2 separate regions of the Homo sapiens genome follow, and region 1 is linked to region 2. A link is a loop called in an ENCODE intact Hi-C map of the cell type or tissue named here. Cell type or tissue: gastrocnemius medialis. All regions are shown on one strand. Links, peaks and the distances in the headings refer to the core of each region. The heading gives the core; the rest is flanking DNA. Region 1 overlaps EEPD1 (endonuclease/exonuclease/phosphatase family domain containing 1). Region 2 has its middle 22 kb from the start of EEPD1.

The links. Peaks named below come from ENCODE experiments on the same cell type or tissue, not always from the same donor. Only the 100,000 strongest peaks of a DNase experiment are listed, where the experiment ranks them.
Region 1: a loop joins it to region 2, with 7 times the contacts of the local background. A loop is called at or near these places in 2 of 110 quality-filtered maps.

What each region holds. Positions count from the first base shown.
Region 1 is chr7:36,201,854-36,213,210 of GRCh38, reverse strand. The region is part of intron 2 of EEPD1 (endonuclease/exonuclease/phosphatase family domain containing 1); the gene reads right to left. Among named protein-coding and RNA genes, the nearest start is that of EEPD1, 54 kb to the right of the region's middle. In gastrocnemius medialis, for the core only: a CTCF peak has its summit at 5,244; DNase peaks (open chromatin) are centred at 2,470, 3,521 and 5,180; H3K27ac peaks cover 6,288 bases.
Region 2 is chr7:36,125,134-36,136,490 of GRCh38, reverse strand. No RefSeq gene overlaps it. Among named protein-coding and RNA genes, the nearest start is that of EEPD1, 22 kb to the left of the region's middle. In gastrocnemius medialis, for the core only: CTCF peaks have their summits at 7,745 and 7,945; DNase peaks (open chromatin) are centred at 5,290, 7,120, 7,680, 9,180 and 1 weaker place; H3K4me3 peaks cover 1,075 bases; H3K27ac peaks cover 5,613 bases.

The DNA.
Region 1 (11,357 bases), core at 2,176-10,175, 76 kb before region 2:
TTAGCTTCTCCATATCCAGAGCCATGCTTTCTATTTATTTATTTATTTTTATTTTTTGGAGTTGGAATCTTGCTGTGTTGCCCATGCTGGAGTGCAGTGGTACGATCTGGGCTCACTGCAACCTCCGCCTCGCAGGTACAAGCCATTCTCCTGCCTCAGCCTCCCAAGTAGCTGGGATTACAGGCGTATGCCACCATACCTGGCTAATTTTTGTATTTTTAGTAGAGACAGGGTTTCATCATGTTGGCCAGGCTGGTCTTGAACTCTTAACCTCAGGCGATCTGCCTGCCTTGGCCTCCCAAAGTGCTGGGATTATAGGCGTGAGCCACCTCACCCGGCCACAGCCATGCTTTCTTAAGGTATACTTTTGTTAATGATGATAAAATATATGCTTGTTATAGGAAATTTTGAAAATACAAATAATAAATTTAAAATAACCACTGTTTACATACTGGTATATTCCTACATGTACATGTGTCTTTGTGTCTTATATTTAGAAACTGCAATCATATCATGAATACATACGGTAGATGGTTACACAGTGGCCCCCTAGTACTCACCTCTTGTGTAGTCGGCTCCCACTGAGTCTGGGCTTGGCCATGTGACTTCCTTTGGCCAATGGGACATTAGCAAGCATGATGCAAACAGAGGTTAAGAACCACTACATTAAATAACCTTAAAAAATATTTTTAATGGTTATATTGTATTCTGGTGTATATGTACTATAATTTACTGTTTCCTCTATTGCTGGGTATTTAATTTTTTCACATTTTTCTGACTTATGATTAATGAATATCTTTGCATATATATGGGATGCATTTCTGACGATCTCCTTAAGCTGGATTTCCAGAGGTGGACCTATTGGGTCAAAAGATTTGTACATAGTTAAGCCTCTTCAAACTGTGTGACAGAAAAGCTATTTCTAGCTACACTCCCCCCAGCAATTTAGAAATGTATCTTTCTTAACACAGTCCCCACTGGGTTACTTCATAGAGGAAAACTGACATCTCATTTTACTTTGCATTTGTTTGATTACCCGTAAGTTAAACATTTCCCCTATAGCTACTTGGCTGCATGTATTTCTTCTGTGCAGGTTCTATATCTTTCCTTTGGCTAATTTTTCTATTGAGATATAAATGACCTTCCCTTTAGATTTATGTAAGTAATTTCTATATTACAGGCTTTAAACATTTTTTTCTGTCACTTGAGGCAATTTTTCTACATTAACTTTACATTTTGTTTCTAATGCTTGTGATACACAAAAGTTAATTTTTTTTTTTTTTTTGAGATGGAGTCTCGCTCTTGTTGCCCAGGCTGGAATGCAGTGGCGCAATCTTGGCTCACTGCAACCTCCACCTCCCGGGTTCAAGCTATTTTCCTGCCTCAGCCTCCTGAGTAGCTGGGTTTACAGGCGCTTGCCACCACGCCTGGCTAATTTTTGTACTTTTAGTAGAGACAGGGTTTCGCCATGTTCGCCAAGCTGGTCTCAAACTCCTGACCTCAGTTGATCCGCACGCCTTGGCCTCCCAAAGTGCTGGGATTACGGGTGTGAGCCACCACGCCCAGCCACAAAAGGTAATTTTTAAAAGTAGTCGAACCCACTGCTCTTTCTTCTTTCTGATTTTTTTCTCAGGGTTTTGTGCTTAAAAAGACAACCCTTCCCTAGAAAAGAAGATACCCTCATATATTTTCTTAGTTTTTCTTAGAATTTGAAATGTCTAGTTGGAATTTATTCTGATAAATGTTGTGAGGAGAGGATCTAATTTTTTTTCATCGGTCATTTACTAAATTATCCTTCTTGTCTCCCTACTAATTTGTGCCGCTGCTTCACCATCTATTAAATTCTCATAAATGCTAGGGTTGGCTCTGGAGTTATTATGCTGTTCCTTTAATCTGTATCTCTACTCAGACACCAATTGCTATTTTAACACTGCGCATGTATAGCATGTTTTACTATCATGCTATTCATTCAACAGTTATTTACCATGCCACAGAATGTGCCAGGTATAGTTCTGGGCACCGAAGGGCACCGAAGATACTGCCAGTGAACCAGGCAAGGCGCTTCTGTCTTGCTTCCCTTTCTGGTGTGGGGTGAATGAAGGTTGAACAAGCAACAACATCTGTTGACTCTGTGTGACAGGCTCGTGAGGCTCTTTTCATGTCACATTACAACAGCCCTATGACATAGACACTGTTATTCCCATTACATAGATGAGGAAAACTGATGCCTAGATGGGCACACAGCAGTAAGGGGTGAAGCCAGATGCAAATGCAGGCAGCTCAGGTCAGAGCCTATGCTCTGAGCCACCACACTATAAATAAAGTGTGTAATTCAGATGAAAATAGAGGAGAAGAAATGACAGGAACAAGTGTTAGGAGATGGGGTGGTCAGGGAAGGCTTCCTGGAGAAGCCATTTGAGCAGAGGCCACAAGAACATCACAAGAACAAGTGAGTCATGAGAAAGGAAAAGGTCTACGCGGAGGCAGCAGCAAATGCGCAGGTGGGAAGAAGCTTGATGTTTTCTAGGAGGAGAGGGAAGGCAGGACAGCTGGAGCTGGGAGAGCAAGAGAGTGAGGGAGGAGGTGTCAAAGGCCAGCCAGGCAGGCCACACAGGTCCCAGGGAAGGGCTCAGGTTTATTCTAATAGCCGCAGGATGACAGAAGCAGCCAGGATTTGATTCATGTTTTAAAAAGACAGCTCTGGAAGGTATGCAGGGAACAAGCTGAAGGAGACATCATTATCCTCTTTCATGAAAAAAAATCCTCTCGCTATTTTCAGCTGTCATTCTTTCAGAGGAATCTTAGAACTATTTTGTTGTGTTCCTAAAAATTCCATGGGGATTTCATTGGACTCATATTAAATACCCTTTGCATTGGTTTAGAAGAACTGTCATCTTTATGAAATGTAGTCTTCTCCACCAAGGAATCTGGTTTATTTTTCCTTTTATTCAAATCACTCAAAAAACCCATCAGTAACAAGTTTGAAATTTTCTTTACAAACACTCAACCTGTATTTCTGGGCCCTTATTATCACTTTCCTGCTCTGTTACAACAATTAACTCTTAAAACTGGGGTCCTGCCTTCCCTCCACTTCCCCTACCCACCCACCACCTCATCTCCAGCTGCCTGTCTGCTTTGGAAACCCTCGCTGCCTGCAGGAAGTCCAAACCTGCCTCAACGTCCTCTCCATCCTCCCCCGAGACCTCCTCCACCCTCTAAGGGAGCTTTTCCTCCCTCTGCACTGGCTGGACTCAGTCATCTCCACAGCCAACCAGCACGAGGTGCCTGATATAGTTTGGATGTTTGCCCCCCAACAAATCTCGTGCTGAAATGTGATCCCTAATGTTGGAGGTGGTGTCTATTGGGATATGTGTCTTATATCCCATATACAGAAATGGGATAGTTTCCATATCTGTATTTGGGTCATGCAGGTGGATCTCTCATGAATGGCTTGGTACTCTTCCCACAGTAATGAGTGAGTTCTTGCTCTGGTAGTTCACGCGAGATCTGCCCAGAAACCACATGCAGTCTCCTGATAATTGGCCCTAAACATGTGCAGCCAAACATGTGCAGCCCACATGACTCCTCTGGCCCGCGGTATTCAGTAGTGGCTCTTAATAGCCTCCCATTAAAACCCAGCTACAGGAAAGGATCAGAAATTCACACTAAGTTGACTGGCAAAAACCAGCATCAGCAGAGGAGGGCACATCACACCCCTGCACACCCACGACAGACATCTCTCATCAATAACGGCACACGTGTATATGCCTAGCTCAGGCTTGGCTCTACAATCCTCCTCACAGGGCACCAGGTGGCCCCTACTACAGAAACAGAGCCGGCAATGAGAAAGGAAACCACCTTGCTAGCCTTGACCTATAGAATAACCTACTTTTTTTGTTTTTGTTTTTGCAGAATTAGACACCTGAATCACTAACTGAGTTAGGTTGCTAAGAGACAGTGAGTATAAAATAATGAGTAAACAGCCTTGAAGTTAAACAGACATGGGATCAAAGCTAGTGAGTTACAGCAAGCACTTATGGTATGCTTACCACATGCCCAGTACCATGGCTGGTTTTAACATACATTGCTTAATGTAATCCCACACAACCCCATTGTTATTACCCCCACTTCATAGATGAGAACACTGAGGCACAGAAATGGTTGCACAACTTGTCGAAGGCCAAACACCTGAGGCCTGAGACCAGTCTAGCTCCAGGTCTGCGCTCTACCTCTCCAGGAGAGGTTCCCAAGCTTTAGCGTGCACGGGGATCACCCAGGAGCTTGTTAAACCACAGACTGCTGGACCCCGTTTGAATCCTCATTTCATAGACCATGGGCAGGGCCTGAGAATCTGCATTCCTAACAAGTTCCCAGGTGACGCAGATGCTGCTGTCTGGGAACCACCCTTGAAGCATCACTGCCTCTAATGAGGATATGCTTAGTTGTGTGGAACTCACAGGAATACACAGGAAAAGTACTTAGTACAGTTCCTGTTACAGCATAGAGGACCCACAAGTATTCTTTCTCTTCCCTCTAAACCAAGTGTGTCTCAGGCATCAGCCAACAGAGGGATAGGGGGCCCATCTGCCTTCCTGTTTCTCAAACTCTACCAGACTCCCTGCCTCCAGCATCAGGCACCACTGCTGACCACTCAATTCCAGTGACACAGCACACCCCCAATGCCCAACCACTGAGTATTAAACCACTCTCCACCACACTGTTCCAATGCATCAGCATGGAGACAACTGTCAAAGCCACTGGGCCTGAATTGCATCCACAGCCAAACACTGTGAGGTACACATGCTTAATTCTGCACTTCTAAATGTTAACATCTAAACTGTGCAAATGCTGCTTACTCTTTGTAAAGGGCTGCTGTGAAGCAAATGAGGGAGGGGGAATACAGGATCCAGTTTATTTTTAGCATGAAGTCCTCCTGGTTTGAAAATTTGTCAGTTGAGCAGGCTGCCTGTGCCTCTGGCCCCAGTAAGCCTGCCTACCCCACCCCCATCCAGTCACACAGGAACCAGCATCCCTGCCACCGCAGCCCAGGGTCTCCACTGAACTCAAGTAACCTGGTCCTGTTGGCCCAGGCCCAGGCAGACAGCTCATTTGGGTCACTAGGATTCACACTTCAAAAGGAGGAACACGCTGATGAGATAAAAATAAAAACTGCTGAGTACAGAGGAGGCACCGTTCCTGGAGGGCCGCAGGCTTCAGACTGGCACTGTCTCTGTTCTGCCCTAGTGGTGGCCAATGGCCTGTGTGAACAAAGGCAAGAGACTGGCTCCCTGTCTAGGTTAAAAAAAAAAAAAAAAAAAAAAACTCCTGCACTGAGATTCCAGACAAGCAGCCAGTTCACCTGGGGTTCAAAATCTCCAGGAAATGGTGACTCTTCTTCTAAGACTCGAGGATTACTAAAGTAGAAACACTTTATAAACAGACTTCAAGCACACATCCTTACTGAACTTTAGCATGATGACACAGCAGAATTGTATTCAAAATATTCTGCAGATTTCAAAACCAAAAATGGTAGCTGCACGCAGGAAAGGACCCTGGAATTGAGGTCACCTGATCGAGCAGGTTCTAGGGCTGGAACCCTTCCCACGCTTATCCCCGTCCTAAAGACCTTGCATAAAGAACCACCTTTTCAAGATGAATTGTTGCTTGAGGACTGACCAGCTCAAACTCCTGGGTTCCAGCCCCATCTCCTGTGAACACGTGGTAGGATTTCAAGTAGGTGGCCTAACCTGTCTGGGGTCTAAAATGGACATACCAGGGTCAGAAGTTCTGCCCCAAATGGACTATGTTCAGAACGTGCAGTGCTCCTTCCACCCTCACTTATCTGCCCAGCACAGAGCTCCTCATTCTGTATTTTTCTAATCAAATATCCCTCCTTTGAAGAACATCCCCTGATATCATGGGCAGATTAAAGGTTTCTCATGTGTTGCCGAGCTGCACTCATATTCCCACTACCATTCGAACCACGCTGACATCATGATTTGTTTTCCTCTTCCACTAGAATCCAAACTCTAGGAATGCAGGAGTTGTATGCAAATTAGGGCCTAGCACCTGGCAGACCCTCAATAAATTTTTGCCAAAAGAATGATATCTGCCTGCCTCCCTCATAGAGTTTTTTTTGTTGTTGTTTTTGTTTTTGTTTTTGAGACAGAGTCTCACTCTGTTGCCCAGGCTGGAGTACAGTGGCACGATCTCAGCTCACTGCAACCTCCACTTCCCAGGTTCAAGCAATTCTTCTGCCTCAGCCTCCCGAATAGCTGGGATTACAGGTGCACGCCACCACACCTGGCTAATGTTTATATTTTTGGTAGAGACGGTGTTTCACCATGTTGGCCTGGCTGGTCTCAAACTGCTGGCCTCAGCTGATTCGACTGCCTCAGCCTCCCAAAGTGCTGGGATTATAGGCATGAGCCACTGTGCTCAGCCTCCTCATAGAGTTTTTAGGTGCACAGGAAAACATACCAAAGTGTCCTGTAACTGGAAGGGCCTGTGAAAATGTAAATAATTCTTATTACCTATAACTTATGAAGGTGTAATGCTTTTGTTTTTAATGGCAGATGAATATTAGGAGGACTCTACATGAGATGCAAGGATTTCATGGGCCCAGACAGCATCCTTGCAGCTTTCCAGCCCCACTCTGTAAGGTGCTGAGTGTATGGCTTCTAGTGCTGGTGTCCAATATGGCAGCCATAAGCCACATGTGGCCACTGGGCACCTGAAATACGGCAGATCTGAGTTGAGATGTTGAAGAGTACACAAAAAGAATGTAAAACATTTCCTTAATAGTTTTCATATTGATTATGTGCATAAGTGTTAATATTTTAGATATACTAGATTAAATAAAAAATATTAAAATGACTGTTGTCTGTTTCTTCTTGCCTTTTTAAAAGAAAATTTAAAATTGCATATGTGGCTCACATTGCACACAGCCCCATGGCTGACAGTCCACTGAGAACTGTTCTCTCTGACCTAGCCCTGGAGCCCAAGGAGATTCGCTCATTTCTTGGGATTATTACGATAAAATCCTATGTCTCGGCTAGTGTTTCTGGTCAGGGATTTAGCCCTGTTATCACTCAATCTTCAATCAAGCCCTTTGAACCAGGAAAGCTTCTGTGGGTGGGGCTGGGGCAGTCTGGCTGGCATGGGGCAGTGGCCTACATGTCATCTGGGGCCTGAATGCACACAGGGCCGGTGTGTGAATGGAAGACACAGCGCCCTCAATTCCGCCTGTCCTGCAGCCTGAGCTCATTGTACTTGGCAGATTCCTGTCCTTATTTAGGTCAGTGCCCCCATTACCCCAGAGTCTGAGAGAGAGTTTCTATGGGGTTTTGTCTGTGCCACTCTCTGCTATCCTTGACTCCACTTTGCAGAAAACTCCACTTTGCTGAGGCAGTCACACTTTAAAAATAGCCAGAGACCTGGTTTATGCTTGCTACTCACTCCCCACCTCGCTGCTCACTTTGGGAATTTCTTACCATTTTCAAAAGTTAAATACATAATTAAAAATCCAATGCCATTTCACGTGGGGAAAAATCACATTCTATGCTTTTAACCTGCTCAGTTTTCCAGATCATCACTTAGCACCACGCTTTTACCCCTCCAGATGCAGCGCTGGGACCCAAAACCTGCAGGCTGCATGGGCAAGAACACATGAAACCTTTGCAAAGCTCCAGAGAGGCCAGAAATACTTTACAGGCCACTCCCTTCTCTCCCACCTAAAATGTGGGCCATATCTTTCTCACTGCAAAATCATCACGTTGCAATGACTTAGGGATGATACAATGTGTAAGGAGATGAATCTTTGAAAAGCCTAGAGCAAAACTGTTTCCTTACATTGTTTGTCTATTAAATGATTCTATTTATACAAATAATACATGACTACACTCTCACTGCAAAGAAAAACCCAATAATACAGAAGCGAGTAAGGGACAAAAAGTCTCACATCACTGCCACCTCCAGAACCTCCTTCCGGCTTTTGTTTCTCATGGAATGTGATGCCTGTTTGTGTTGTCTCTATCCTGGTGACCCCCCTCCCTGTCCATCTCACACCTCCCTGAGGGCCAGGTCTCTGAACACACCAACTCCTTCCCTGCTAAAAGTCAGCGTGGTTGACAGTGGGGGAGTGGGAATGAACTGGATACACAGGCCAGTGGTGAGAACAGAAATGAGCCTGGACCATGTCCCTGGCTTTATGCACAGCTAAGCTTTAGCCCTGTCTTATAAGGATTCCAAGATGGTCTTTTCCACCAGTTCCTAGAAGGCAGTGGCCATAATTTATTCATTTCTACATCTCAGTATCAAGCCCAGGATCTCATACCCAGGAAGTCATTAACAGACATCTGCCACACTATCCTAAGGCTCTTTTTTTAAAAAACAAACAAACAAACAAAAACACTGTCACATAGTAATTTCTAGCCACTTCAGAAACTCCGGGAGGCCTTCCGGAATATAGAGGGGGAAGAGGTGCACCCAGGAAGGTGGCAGCTCCAGGCTCTGCAGCCCAGGTGAGCCCGGTCTGTCTGCTAGGCTTAGGGTACCTGCAGGCTTCACTCTGCTGGGATCCTCCTCATCTGTCCCAGGGGCAACTGCAAAAAACTTGGAGGGCCCCTAAATCACATTGGGGCACCCTAAGGGAAGGTCAGTGTCTCACTTAGGTGGGCAGACAACCCACACCCACACAGCCTAATGAGTTTCCTGTAAAAGGGTTTGGCATAGGGCACGGCTCACAGCAAGTCCTACACAAAAGTCCCTCCTCCTTCTCCTCCTCCTCCTCATCATCATTGCTGCTGTTCTTAGATAAATTATTATGCCTTCATCCAATGCAGCCATTGTAAATGCTACTTAAAAGGGCATTTATGGCTGGGCACAGTGGCTCCCAACTATAATCCCAGTGCTTTGGGACGCTGAGGTGGGAGGATCGCTTGAGGCCAGGAGTTTGAGACCAGCCTGGGCAACATAGTGAGACCCTCTCTCCACAAAATTTTTTTTTAATTGGCTGGGTGTGGTGGTGCATGCCTGTAGTCCCAGTTACTCAGAGGGCTGAGATGGGAGGATAACTTGAGTCCAGGGGGTCAAGGCTGCAGTGAACTGTGATCGCGTCACTGCACTCTAGCCTGGGCCACAGAGTAAGGCTCTGTGTCTAAAAAAAAAAAAAGAAAAAGAAAAAAGAAAGAAAGAAAGGGCATTTGACATAGGAAAAGACTGAAATGTTATTGGGTAAAAAAAAAAAAAAGTGGTTTATAAAATTATACATCAGCGTGATCTCCATTCTGTACAAATAAACATTTATTCATGAGCACCGGAGCTAGAGACTGGAAGTACATTTGCTGAGGCACTAACAGCAGCTATTCTGAGTGGTAGTATTTATGGGTGATTCTTTGTCATTATTTTTGCTTTTCTGAATCCACTAAATTTTAACAGTAAATAAACTGTATTCTCTTTATGACACTTTTTCTAACTAAAAAGTGAGAGAATGGCAACTTTCGGCCCACTGCCTAATTTTCATTATACCAATTGGTTGGTTTCTTTTAGCTCCTGCAGACAAGGGTCTGGGGTCTATTTTTATTGCCGTGTTCCTATCCTGCTGCAGATAATGATCACTCCCACAAGGCAGCCTTTAAAAATGACAATGCAGTCTTTCCATAACAGCTAATTACCTTTGAGCCTTTCAGCTGAGTCTAAGAGAGAACTGGGTTTTAAAAACACCAGCCTCTCCTGCACTGGAATCCTGAGGAAGAAAGGATAAACTAAACCGGGCAGGTGTTAATTTAGAGTTTCTGGTGGTTTTCCGCTTTCCCTTGCTTATCTGTTAGAAAGGGAGGGGGAAAGGAAAGAAAATGAACACAAAACAGGAATGGCGACTGCATGGTGTGGGTGTGACCTGCGGTGCCTTTCTGAGCTACTTCCCTTCTGTGTGCAGCCCACTCCCAGAATGCCCTGAACCCAGGCGAAATCCCACACTTCAAAGTTACTGTGTGCCTCCTGCACACTGGCATGGCCCTGCCACGAGGAGCAGCACTGTCATGAGCACCACTTACCATGCAAAAAGGGGGCATTCTGACCCTGCATCTCCAGGCACAAAATTCTTCCCTCTTTGGGAGCCAGAGACCCAAACCCAGAACCCAACACTTATCCCTGACATGTCAAGAGTGGCCACCAGCACATCCCGCCTCACCTGATTAATCCAGGGCAAGGACACAGATGCTGGAAGGAGCCTGCAGGGCCATGACCTCCGCCCTGCCTGTAAGAAGCCGTTGGTTTGACTGTCCTGCTTCAGATGCCAGGCAGGAGCTGGGATCAGTACAGCACACGGTTCAAAAGCTGGGCTCCAAACTCAAGAGAATTCTGGGTTCAAATCCCAGCTCCACGTATAAGCTACATGACCTTGGGCCACATTAGCCTTTGTAAGGTCCAGTGTTCAGGGCCATAAAATGGGGCTAGTGGCGGTTTCACCTTGCAGGGTCATGGTGAAGATTAAACAACGAGAAACATAAAGCACATGGCTTGGTTCTCACGGACACCGAGTCATTCAAGAAACGTTAGCTTAGATTAAAATACAGCCTATTCAGTACCTGAATCAAGCTGAGAATTATTCAGTCTTGCCACAAGCCTCTTATCATTTAAAAGCAATCTGTACAGTTCATTTCCTGTGGACACCCTCGCAGAGCCTGGATGCCAGCTCCAACACCCTCAGAACCAGGCTACAGTCCTGGTTGTGAGTTGCTCTGGCAGCAAAAGTTTACCGTGTGGAGGCCCCAGGCATGCTTCACCCCGGCTAGCGAACAGGATGAGAAACCCAAGTCCCTGCAGAAAATAAGCAGCACCCCCAGGCAAGATCCTGGCCAGGAAACCCCATACAGAGGTCCTGGCTGAAATTCTAGGCTGTCAGCAGGATCTCAGGCCCCTGAAATGTCTGGGGAGAGAACTCCACACAAGGGCCTGACAGGGAATGATGCATGTCCTGCAGATTTTTCTAACCCATCTTCACATTTCTCAGTTCTCACACTGACTCCTATTCAGCCTCCACTGTGGAGGCACACGATGAGAAGGCAAGCTGTTCTTTCACCTGGGAATCAACCTCTATGACAAGTCCTCGAGTGGAGAAAGTCTCAAGCTTGAATCATGAACCACCCAGGAATCTTGCACACGTGCAGTCTTGAGTCTGTGGGTGGGGCCCGAGATTCTGCATTTCCAACAAGCTCTCAGATGATGCTGATGCTGCTGGTCCAGGGACCACACTGCGAACTGCAGGCAGGTCAGGTAGAACCCTTTGAATGATAATTCTATGGGAAGCCAGAACTCACAAAAAGACAGCTGAGGCAGGATGCAGGGCTCAATTT
Region 2 (11,357 bases), core at 1,711-9,710:
AGCTTGCAGTGAGCCGAGATGGCACCACTGCACTCCAGCCTGGGCGACAGAGTGAGACTCCGGCTCAAAAAAAAAAAAAAAAAGAAGTGATTGTGTCATGAAGGCTCTGTCCTCATGCTTAGATTAATCCATTAATGAATGAATGGGTTAATGGGCTAATGGATTGTCACAGGAGTGACATTAGTAGCTTTATCAGAGGAGAAAGAGAAATCTGAGCTTGCATGCTCATTCCCCTGTGATGAGATGCCCTGAGCTGCCTTGGGACCCAGCAGAGTCTCCACCAGCAAGAAGGTTCTTGACAGATACAGCTCCTCAACCTCCTCAGCCTCCAGAACTGTAAGAAATAAATTCCTTTTTTTAAAATAAGTTACCCACTTTTGGAATTCTGTTATAAGCAACAAAAAATGGACTAAGATGGAGAGAATCACTGCCTTTGGGACAAATATGGAAGCAGTCAGTCTTGAGGAGTCAGGTTAGGTTACTGATGTTCTGCTGAGTCCCATCACAGGAACCCACCATCCCTGCCACCCACTGCCTCTCCTGAGGAGAGCTGGTGGCCAGAGGCCTGCTGACCGGGCTACCCCGGGAGGCTGCCACCAACCTCAAAAAGCTGTCTGGTCAGGGCGGCCAGCCCACAAGTTCGCCAGGCCCTTGTAATGTGCCTATTCCCCCAAAATAGAGTGATCAGTCTGGTTCCTTCAAAATTTGAACTGGAGGCCACAGAGGGGAGGCAGTTAGCAGGTGGCTGAAGATGAAAGAATGTCTAAGGAGGTGTGGGGGTATTTTGAAGGGTCCTGGGCAAGCCAGGGAAGAAAGGGGGCAGTATGAGTGAGCTAGAGAACAGCAAGGAAGGAGACCAGCAGGTGGTGTGGAAGGAAGAAGTCAGGCAACAGCACAACCACCCCCTTTTCTGGTTTCTGGGGGGAGCTGGCTTCATCATAGCTCCTGATGGTACATTTCTGAGAGGCCCATCTCCCCCAAAGTAGCCACCCCCACCCCCACTCTCCCTACTTGAGCAAGCCTGAGAGGGGCTCTTTTCTTGGTTACTAAAAGAAGCTAACTCTGTTTTTTAAGTTGAGGTAAAATATGTGTATATATACATTATATACATATACATTATGTTACACATATACATAACATAAACTACCATTGTAACCATGTTTAAGTGTAGAGTTCAGTGGCATTAAGAACATTTATATTGTGTAATCACAACTACCATCCATCTCCAGAACTTTTTACGTTTTCCCAAATAGAAACTCTGCACCTATTAAACAGTAACACCCCATTCTCCCTCCCCCAACCCCTGGCAGCCATCATTTTACTTTCTGTCTCTATGAATTGGACTATACTAGGTACTTGACTGAAGTGGAATCAAACAGTATTTGTCTTTTGGTGTCTGGGCTATTTCCTTTAGCATAAAGTCCTCAAGATGCATGCATGTTGTAGCATGTGTCAGAACCCTCTTTGTAAGGCTGAAAAATATCCCATTGTATGCAGAGACCACATTTGGTTTATCCATTTATCCATCAATGGACACTTGGTTGCTTCCACTTTTTGGCGATTTGAATAATGCTGCCATGAACATGGGTATACACATATCACTCTGAGACCCTGCTTTCGGTTCTTTTGGACATATACCCAGAAGTCGATTTGCTGGAGCAAATGGTAATTTCTATGCTTAATTTTGTGAGAAACTTCCTTGGTGTTTTCCACAGTGGCCACACTATTGTATCTTCACATCAACAGTGCACAATTTCTCCACATCCTCACCAACTCTTGTTATTTTCTGTTTTTGTTTTTTGATAGTAGCAAGAGTCTCTCTTTTAGTAGAGGCTCTGTCTTCCATGTGGTCACCGTTGTTCTTTTTCTCAGTTTTTCTTCATGCCGAGTGGGCGTCAAGTCAGGACAGAAGTTCTGCTCTCTTCCTTCTGCCCTCAGAAAGTTGCCCTTGACTCTGAGGCACCACTTGAAAGATCAGACTCTGTGTGTTTCTCAGGATAGGCAGAGCTCAGACCTTGATGGTGGCGGGAGGTGCGGGGAGTGGCCCCTGTGCAGCCCCCTGCCCCTGTACTGGCATGGAGTAGCAGATACAGGAAAACATATGATTCCCTCAGACCACATCCTTCCCCCTTGCTGCCTGGGGTCTGATGTCTCCATCCCAGAGTGCCCCTTCCCAGGGCCGTGACTCTGCAAGGCTTGAGGGTCCCTAACACACCTCCTCCCTTCCCCATCTGCCCTCTAACAGAGTACTGGAAAAAGCAGGGGCTGCTGAGTGGTGAAAATGTGAGCACTAACTGAGGTCTGAGAAGATGAGGTGTCCGAGTAGCCCTTCTTTGGGGTTTTATCCTGGCTCTCAGCTTTGGGTGCACTGCCATCTCCGGCTTATGCCACAGGGAGCCTCTACAGGCAGAGGTAGGTCAGGATTCCCAGGCACTCAGGCTTCCTCTTCCACTCTCCACACTTCCCAAACAGGCTTTTCAGAATGTAAGCCCCATGGGGACAGGGGGTGTCCCATTCTGTTTACTAACTCACTGCTAGCACCTGCTGGATGCCTGGCACAAAAGGCACAGTTTTAATCAAACACTTTTGATACGTCATTAACACATTAAAGTGAGTAAAAATCACTGTGTTCTTTTTTTCCCTCTTCCTCCATAAATGTCCATCTCCGTAGTTTAGTTGTTTTTTTTTTTAATCAACCGAAGTCCATAGTTTACATTAGGATTGATTTTTGGTGTTGTGCGTTCTGTGGGTTTGGACGAATGTATATGTGTATAGTGACATGTCCACCATTGTGGTATCATGTAGAACAGGTTCACTGCGCTGAAAGTTCTGACTATTCATTCCCCTATTCCTCCCTGCTAACTCCTGGCAACCCCTGATCTTTTTACTCTCTCCACAGTTTTGCCTTTTCCAAAGCGTCATATACCTGAAATCATAGAGTATCATCCTTTTCATATTGGCATCTTTCTCTTGGTAATATGCATTTAAGGTTCCTCCATATCATTTCAGGGCTTGATAGCTCATTTCTTTTTAGCACTGAATAATATACCATTGTTTGGATTTATCAGTTTATTTATCTGTTCACCTACTGAAGGACATTTGGGTTGCTTCCAAGTTTTGATAATTATGGATAAAGCTGGAATAAACGTCTATGTGCATGTTTTTGTATGGATAAAAGTTTTTAACTCATCTGGGTAAATATCAAGGAGCATGATTGCTGAATCATTTGGTAAGACTGTGTTTAGTTTTGTGCAAAACTACAAAACTGTCTTCCAAAGTGGCTGTACCACTTTGCATTCCCACCAGCGGTAAGCGATGGTTCCTGTTGCTCCATATCCTCACCAGCATTTGGTGTCGTCAATGTTACAGATTTTGGTCATTCTAATAGGTGTACAGTGATATCTTGTTTTAATTTGCATTTCCTGGATTATATGTAATGTTGAGCACCTTTACATGTGCTTATTTGCCATTTGTACATCTTCTTTGGTGAGGTGTCTGTTCAGCTCTTTTGCCCATTTTTAAATTGGGTTTTTGATTTTGCAATGTTGAGTTTTAAGAGTTATTTGTGTATTTTGAATAAGTCCTTTATATGATGTCTTTTGCAAATAGTTTCTCCAGTCTGTGGCTGGTCTTCTCACTCTCTTGACACTTTTCATTTTAGTGCAGCAATAAAATCAACAGAAGGCTCCCTATAATGTGGAGAATTTTATCCAGTGGTGTCCACCACAATTACTTGATGAGAGTTTTGAAAATTTTACATTTGAGTTCCACCTGTGAGATTCCTGTTCAATACATTTGAAATGAGATCCAGGATACCTTTTATTTATTTATTTTGTTTTTGTTTTTGAGATAGAGTCTCACTCTATCACCCAGGCTGGAGTGCAGTACCACAATCTCGGCGCACTGCAACCTCCATCTCCTGGGTTCAAGCGATTCTCGTGCCTCAGCCTCCCAAGTAGCTGGGATTACAGGCGCCCGCCACCACACCTGGCTAATTTTTGTATTTTTCAGTAGAGATGGGGTTTTGCCATGTTGACCAGGCTGGTCCAGAACTCCTAACCTCAGGTGATCCACCTGCCTTGGCCTCCCAAAGTGCTGGGATTACAGGCGTAAGCCATGGCGCCCGGCCTCAGGATACCTTTTAAAAGCTTCCTTGGTGATTATAATGAGTAGCTGCGATAGGAACCATGACATTAAGAGTTGGAAAGACAACCCCATTATGACACGGGGGCTGCCTACTTGGCCTTCCTATATGCCCTGTCCCACAGCTCCATCTGAAGGCCAAATGACACCCAGAGCTCTATAATTCACTGCTAATTGGACATAACCTGTCATCTCAAATTTCACCTCTTTCGAGCTAAACCCATAAATGTCCCCATCTCCATCCAGAAAACCGCTCCACCTCTGAGCTTCCTGTCTTTGGAAGGTGGCGATTCTAATCTTCCAGTTGGCTAAACTCTTTTTATTTATTTTTATTTATTTATTTATTTTTTGAGACAGAGTCTTGCTCTGTCGCCCAGGCTGGAGTGCGGTGGCGTGATCTCAGCTCACTGCAAGCTCTGCCTCCCGGGTTCACGCCAGTCTCCTGCCTCAGCCTCCCGAGTAACTGGGACTACAGGCACCTGCCACTGCGCCTGGCTAATTTTTTTTTTGGCTAAACTCTTAAAGTCAAATTGGATTCCCCTCTCTCTCAGGCAAATCTAATCTATCAGCAATCCCTGGTGGCTCCAGCTTTAAAATACATCCAGAATCTGACCTCTTCCCTGCTTCCACTGCCTTGGCTACACCAGGTCTCTCGACTTCTGTTTTGTCTCTTCCAATCTGTTCTCATCTCTAACCCACAGTGCAGTCAGATCGTGTCCTTCTCTGCTCACCACCTTCCAATGGCTCCCATTCACTCAGAGTAAAAGCCCAAGTCTTCACGATGGCCTATAACATCCCTCACAATCTGCGGTATCCCCTGCTCCACCCCTGTAGCTCTCCTCCCGGGTCCTTCCAGCCACACGGGCCCCTTTAAAGGACCTGGAACACACAAGGCCTCAGAGACTTTGTACTGTTGTTCTCTCCTCCTGGAATTCTCTTCCCATAGAGAGCCACCGGGCTGGCTTCCTCATGTCCTGTAGGTCTTCAGAGCCACCCTGAATAAAATTTCAAACCTCCTACCCCCTCTGCCAACATCGCATCTTTATTTTTCTCGTAAGGATGCAACACTGGTTACACTCCATGCTGACTTGCTTGTTTATTTCTGTCTGGCCCTTCCCACTGGATGCCAATGCCATGAGGGCAGGGATATTGGTTTCCTCTGTTTGCTGCAGAGCCCCAGATCCTAGAACGGGGCCTAGTGTATAGTGGGTCTTATCCTCAGCAACTCCTCCCCACCTCTCTACCTCTCTGTTACATCTCTGTCTCACAAGTCCTGAGGCATCTTCCTTTTTACTGTCTCTCATCTCCACCTTCTCTACTTGGTCTCCATTGGCCAGAACTATTGCTAAAAGCCTGAGGTCTCCTCCCATTCAGTGCCTTGTCACAGCAGCCAAAGGTCTGCAGGTCTTTCTAAAAGGCAGATCTGCGGCAGTTCCTCAGATACCCCTTAACTCTCGGGACCCTGTTCAAACTTCCTGGCTTAAAACACAAGGTTTCTGCTGATGCAGCCCCAAGATGCTTCTGCAGCCCCGTGTCGGGCCCCCCATCACCTCCATGCTTTGTGAACTGGGCTGGTTTTCCTCTCCTTGCCTTTGCACATGCTGTTCCTTCTGCCTGGCGCGCCACCCTCACTTCCTGTACCCTCCCTTCCTACTCTGCATCCAGGAAGCTCTGATTTAGCCTTCAAATTCTAGCTGATGGAACCTGCTTCAAGCAGCCTCCCCAGACCCCCAGGCATATGTATCTATATAAACCCTCTCTCTATATATAAGCAATATATATATTGCTCCCCTAACTCCTTGGGCAGACTTCAGCAGTACAATCCTGCACCACAGCCAGTTATTTGCTTGTCTGTCTCCATCATTAGTCCAAGTTCTCTGCATGCCTAGGCCTGGCACACAATAGAGACTCTGTATATGTTTCCTGGGTGAATAAATCTCCGGAAACATGGAACAGTGGCCCAACTCTGCAATAATGCTCCAAATGTACATGGCACTTTTGCCAGCTAATGAACTCACTGTTTATTAGTAGCAAGAATGTTCCAGAGTGTGTCATGGCAGGAGCACCTGAACACTGGGACAGAGGAGAGAGCTACCTGTCAGGGGTCCCAGTGGCTCCAGTGGGACTGGCTAAACTGCCTCCAATATTTATACTCTCTGTTTTTGTGGGTGTATGTACATATATGTAAATATATTAAAATATGTCCATGTATTTATATGCATTTACAAATAAATATGTTCTACACACCTGTATCTCTATGTGATTGCAGGTCTTGGAGGCATCCTTGGGGTTTGGCTGGCTGGCTACTCTCTGCTGGCCTCATAGACTCCTATACTTGGTTGAGCCTTCTGCCTTCAGGCAGGTGAAGGGATCGACCATCCAAAAGGATAATGTGGTCACTTTTTCCCAAAGTCTATAGAACTGAAGTCTTTACTCAGATGTATGTTTCTAATATGTAGGGCCATGCCTCAAAATTTCTTCTTGTTAATTTAACTCCACTTTCCTCTGTAGTCATAGAAGACCCCTGATCAATATTTTCATGGAAAAATTCTGATACGTTGGAGACAGTAATTACATATATCACATTAGCCATTTTTAACCTTTCCCCCCAAATTGCCTTTGTGATTTAGAATAATGATTTAATTTGACATCTACTGAGTGTGTAGTTCATTCATTCATTTAGAGACTCCACTGATCATTCAGCAAATGCTCACTGGGTGTCTACTCAGTAGGGGTGATACGTGATGTACAAGTAAACAAATCAATAAAACGTTTGAATAATGATAAATGCTGTGAAAAAAATAAAATGTGCCCATGTGACAGAGTGCAGGGACAAGGGGGTTATTGCAAATACGATGGGCGGGAGCACATCTTGGCAGAGGTGACATTAGAAATGAAACCTGATGCTAAAATGAGCCAGCCTCAGGTGCCCTTGCCGAGCGCCCTGTCCCCCACCCTCCCCTGCACATGCTCCACTGACTGCGGCTGTTTATTTGTGCATTTGTCTATTTGTCTCCATGTCACCCAAGACCTGGCTCCCGGGGCCCGGCCCAGATGTGGCCCACCCTCATATCCACGTGCAGTGTTTGGTAAATGGGTGGAGTTCAATACATGTTTGTAGCGCTGTTGAACAACAATGACTCAACCACAAAGTAGATAGTGGCCAGTCATATGATGGAAGGTCACAGTGCTATGATGAAGAAATGAATTTCTGGAACCAGCTGAAAACTATATTTGAACTGTTGGGTTACCAATTAATAATTCTCAGGAAAGAAAAATAAACATATACTGTCAGGAAGGATTTAGAGGACATTACGGGGGGTGGGGAGTCGTAATGATTTGGAACACTGCTAAAAATAACATTTTAATGTCTTCGCTGCTAATTCCATCATCCTTGTTCCAGAAGCTGTGGCTGTCCACAGCTAGAAGGGCTTTGTACTCTGAGCACGGTGAGGCTACAAAGCCTTCTATACTTTAAAGTGTGGCCAGAGCTCATCACAGCGCCAGAGTTGGCAGATGAGAAAGCCATGTTTATTGAGCCGGCAAAACTGCCAAGTGTGTGACTCAGCCCGTGGGAACCTGGTGTGCCTGCCGGTGCAGCCAGCGTCCAAAGAACAGGCACACTCCCAAAGGGGTCTGTGAAGGCGGACCATTGGTATATGTTGCCTCTGAGGACCCAGGCATCTAACAAAAATTCCAGAAATATAATTCAGTAATTCTCATCCAAAATCCCATCAGTTGGCTCACCCAGGGAGTTATTTTTGTATCAATAACAAATACCCTTGTGGTAATTCCAGATATCTGAGCCCTAGTGGTGGCTTTCAGAACTGCCATAAAAAACTTTTGGTTAATATTTATCAAGTGCTGATTATGTGTAGATGCTGGGCTAAGTGTATGTTTTATCCTTATCTTTGTTAATTCTCATGGCAAACCTATGAGGCAGGTATTATTATGAACTTCATTTTACAGAAGGGGCAAAATGAGACTCAGTGAGGTTTAAAAATTTGGCCGAAGGGCTCACAGTGTTGGGGGTGGGGGATGCATTTGTCCTCCGATCAGGGAGTGGATATGTTTAGCAAAGTTGCCTGCTGTTGCTAGGATTCATTCTATACTAATCCTATAGGCAAATGTGAAACAACAATGATACACATTTATACAGCGACAATATTAACCTATAGTGCTCATTACTGAAATTGAGGCACTGTTTTGAATCCTTCTTTGGGGGATTCCAGACTTTGTGCTTGAAAAATAAAATCCATTGAGAATACACTGAGTACCCTGTTATGATAATAATAGCATTTAACATTTATTGAACACCTACTGGGGGGCCGAAATGGAATTTGAATCCAGGCAATCTGACACCAAAATACATTTTCTTAATCACTAGGCTAGAGGTCCTCAAAGTTTGGCCTGGCTATTCCCGAGGCCTTTCCAGGGGATCCACAAAGTCAAAACTATTTTCACAATAATATTAAGATATGATTAGCCTGTTTCTCCCCCATTCTCTCATGAGCCTGCAGTGGCGTTTTCCAGAGGCTGGGTGATGTGTGATAGTGTAACAGATGGAATGCAATCTTCTAGAAAGCCAGACATTCAGGAGATTTACAAAAATGTAAAAGTGATGCTTAGTCAATTTTTTAAATTTAGAAAACAAAAAGTGTTGATTTTCATTATTTTTAATAAATTACCAAATAAATATTAAAGAATATGTTTAGTTTTAATTTGTAATGTTGGTAGATGTAATCCAGGAACGTTCTCTAGGGTCCTCAAGTGGTTTTCAGTGGTATAGCAGGCTCTCGAGACCATAAGGTTTGAGAACAGCTGCACTAGGCAGTATTCCCTTCCTGGTGTGGCTGGCTCAGGTGCCCACCCAAAGCCCAGCCTTCTTCTAGAGCTCATGGGCCATGCTGGTGCCTCCATCAGGCCTCACCTCACCCCACCTCAGTGAGGCATCCTCAGGAGAGCTCCTTCTGGGCATCCCAGCTCCATGTGGCAGAAAGGCTGAGAGGGACCTGCTCTTCTGAGTGAGTCACAGATGTCATTTTCCACCAGGGGCTGAGCTCCACCCTCTGTTCTTAAACCTCTGTGTTTCGTACCACAGCTGCCTATTTATAAATCTCATATGATGAGGCCAACAGCTCTCTTCAAGAGCTCTCCGTGGAGGGGGCTGTGTGGAAAGTGGTAAGTTCACTGTCACTGGAGATTTTCACAATGAAAATCTGTGACAAGCAGGGTGAGAGCCTGTTGGGAGTGCTGTGGATGAGATTCTGGAAACAAAAGACTTAGCCACATTTTCTGAGATCCCATCTAAGTGAAAGCCCTGACTATTGACAAAGCCAGGGGACATTATTGCTGATGAAACCAATCAGGCAGTGATACTTTTACACCCAGTGAGTTCTAGGGAGTGGCATTCATGAAGAGGCTTGCACTACATCCAGACCCTGAAGCATCTGCAGGCTACTGCCTTGTCTGCCAAGGCGTTGGAGAAACCATGGCGTGAACACCACCAGAAGTTAAGCCTGAGCCTTTAATAAGCAGATCGGGTGAGTGGACGGAGCATGGAACTCTGAGATGAGGGAAAGTGAATGCTGCTGGGTTCTTTGCATGGCTGTGGCCATTCTAGCTGGGCTGGGTTTCCTTCTCTGTGCTCTAACTCCTCATGACTATTCATGAGGCCCTGTGTTGACATCACTCTTTGCAGCACACACACACACACACACACACAATACAGGTATTTCTACCTGTATTGGCCATTAAGAATTTTGTGATGAGCAAGTGGGACTGAATGGTCCCCAGTGACTTGCCCAGTGGAGTGGCAGAACAAGTGTCCAGCAGAGCCTAAATTCGAGCCATGCTTCCTGGGTTCAGAACTCTTTCCACCACACCACAGCCTGCTCACTGACACCTGAAGAGGCCACCCCCTGTGAACACGAAGGAATGAATGTTCTCTTGGCCTGGCCCAGGCAAGATATCTCCTATGCCCCCCAGCTCTAAGACTCTGGGCACCTCACAGGGACCCAGTAATCCCCTGGCCCTGGAACCTGTGACATTATCCGAAAGCCAGTGCCTGGATAAGAGGAAATAGCAAGGTGCATCCAGATACCTGCAAGCAGGCAAAGAGGAGGGATAGGAGGCAGCGAACTCACATGGTTGAATCCTTTATATTGGCAGGCACTGTACTAGACATTTTATTTTATTTTATTATTTTTTATTATACTTTAAGTTCTAGGGTACATGTACACAACATGTAGGTTTGTTACATAGGTATACATGTGCCATGGTGGTTTGCTGCACCCACCGACTCGTCATTTACATTAGTTATTTCTCCTAACACCATTGCTCCCCCAGGCCCCCACCCACAACAGGCCCCGGTGTGTGATGTTCCCCTCCCTGTGTCCATGCGTTCTCATTGTTCAACTCCCACTTATGAGTGAGAACATGCAGTGTTTGGTTTTCTGTCCTTGTGATATTTTGCTGAGAATGAGGGTTTCCAGGTTCATCCATGTCCCTGCAAAGGACATGAACTCATCCTTTTTTATGGCTGCATAGTATTCCATGGTATATATGTGCCACATTTTCTTTATCCAGTCTATTATTAATGGACATTTGCATTGGTTCCAAGTCTTTGCTATTGTGAATAGTGCCACAATAAACATACATGTGCATGTGCCTTTATAGTAGAATGATTTATAATCCTTTGGTATGTATCCAGTAATGGGATTGCTGGGTCAAATGGTATTTCTAGTTCTGGATCCTTGAGGAATCGCCACACTGTCTTCCACAATGGTTTAACTAATTTACACTCTCACCAACAGTATAAAAGCTCCTATTTCTCCACATCCTATTTCTCCAAAGTTCCTATTTCTCCACATCCTCTGTTGTTTCCTGCATCTGTTGTTTCCTGACTTTTTAATGATTGCCATTCTAACTGGTGTGAGATGGTATCTCATTGTGGTTTTCATTTGCATTTCTCTGATGGCCAGTAATGATGAGCATTTTTTCATATGTCTGTTGGCTGCATAAATGTCTTCTTTTGAGAAGTGTCTGTTCATATCCTTTGCCCACATTTTGATGGGGTTGTTTCTTTCTTTCTTGTAAATTTGTTTAAGTTCTTTGTAGATTCTGGGTATTAGCTCTTTGTCAGATTGATAGATTGCAAAAATTTTCTCCCATTCTGTAGGTTGCCTGTTCACTCTGCTGATAATTTATTTTGC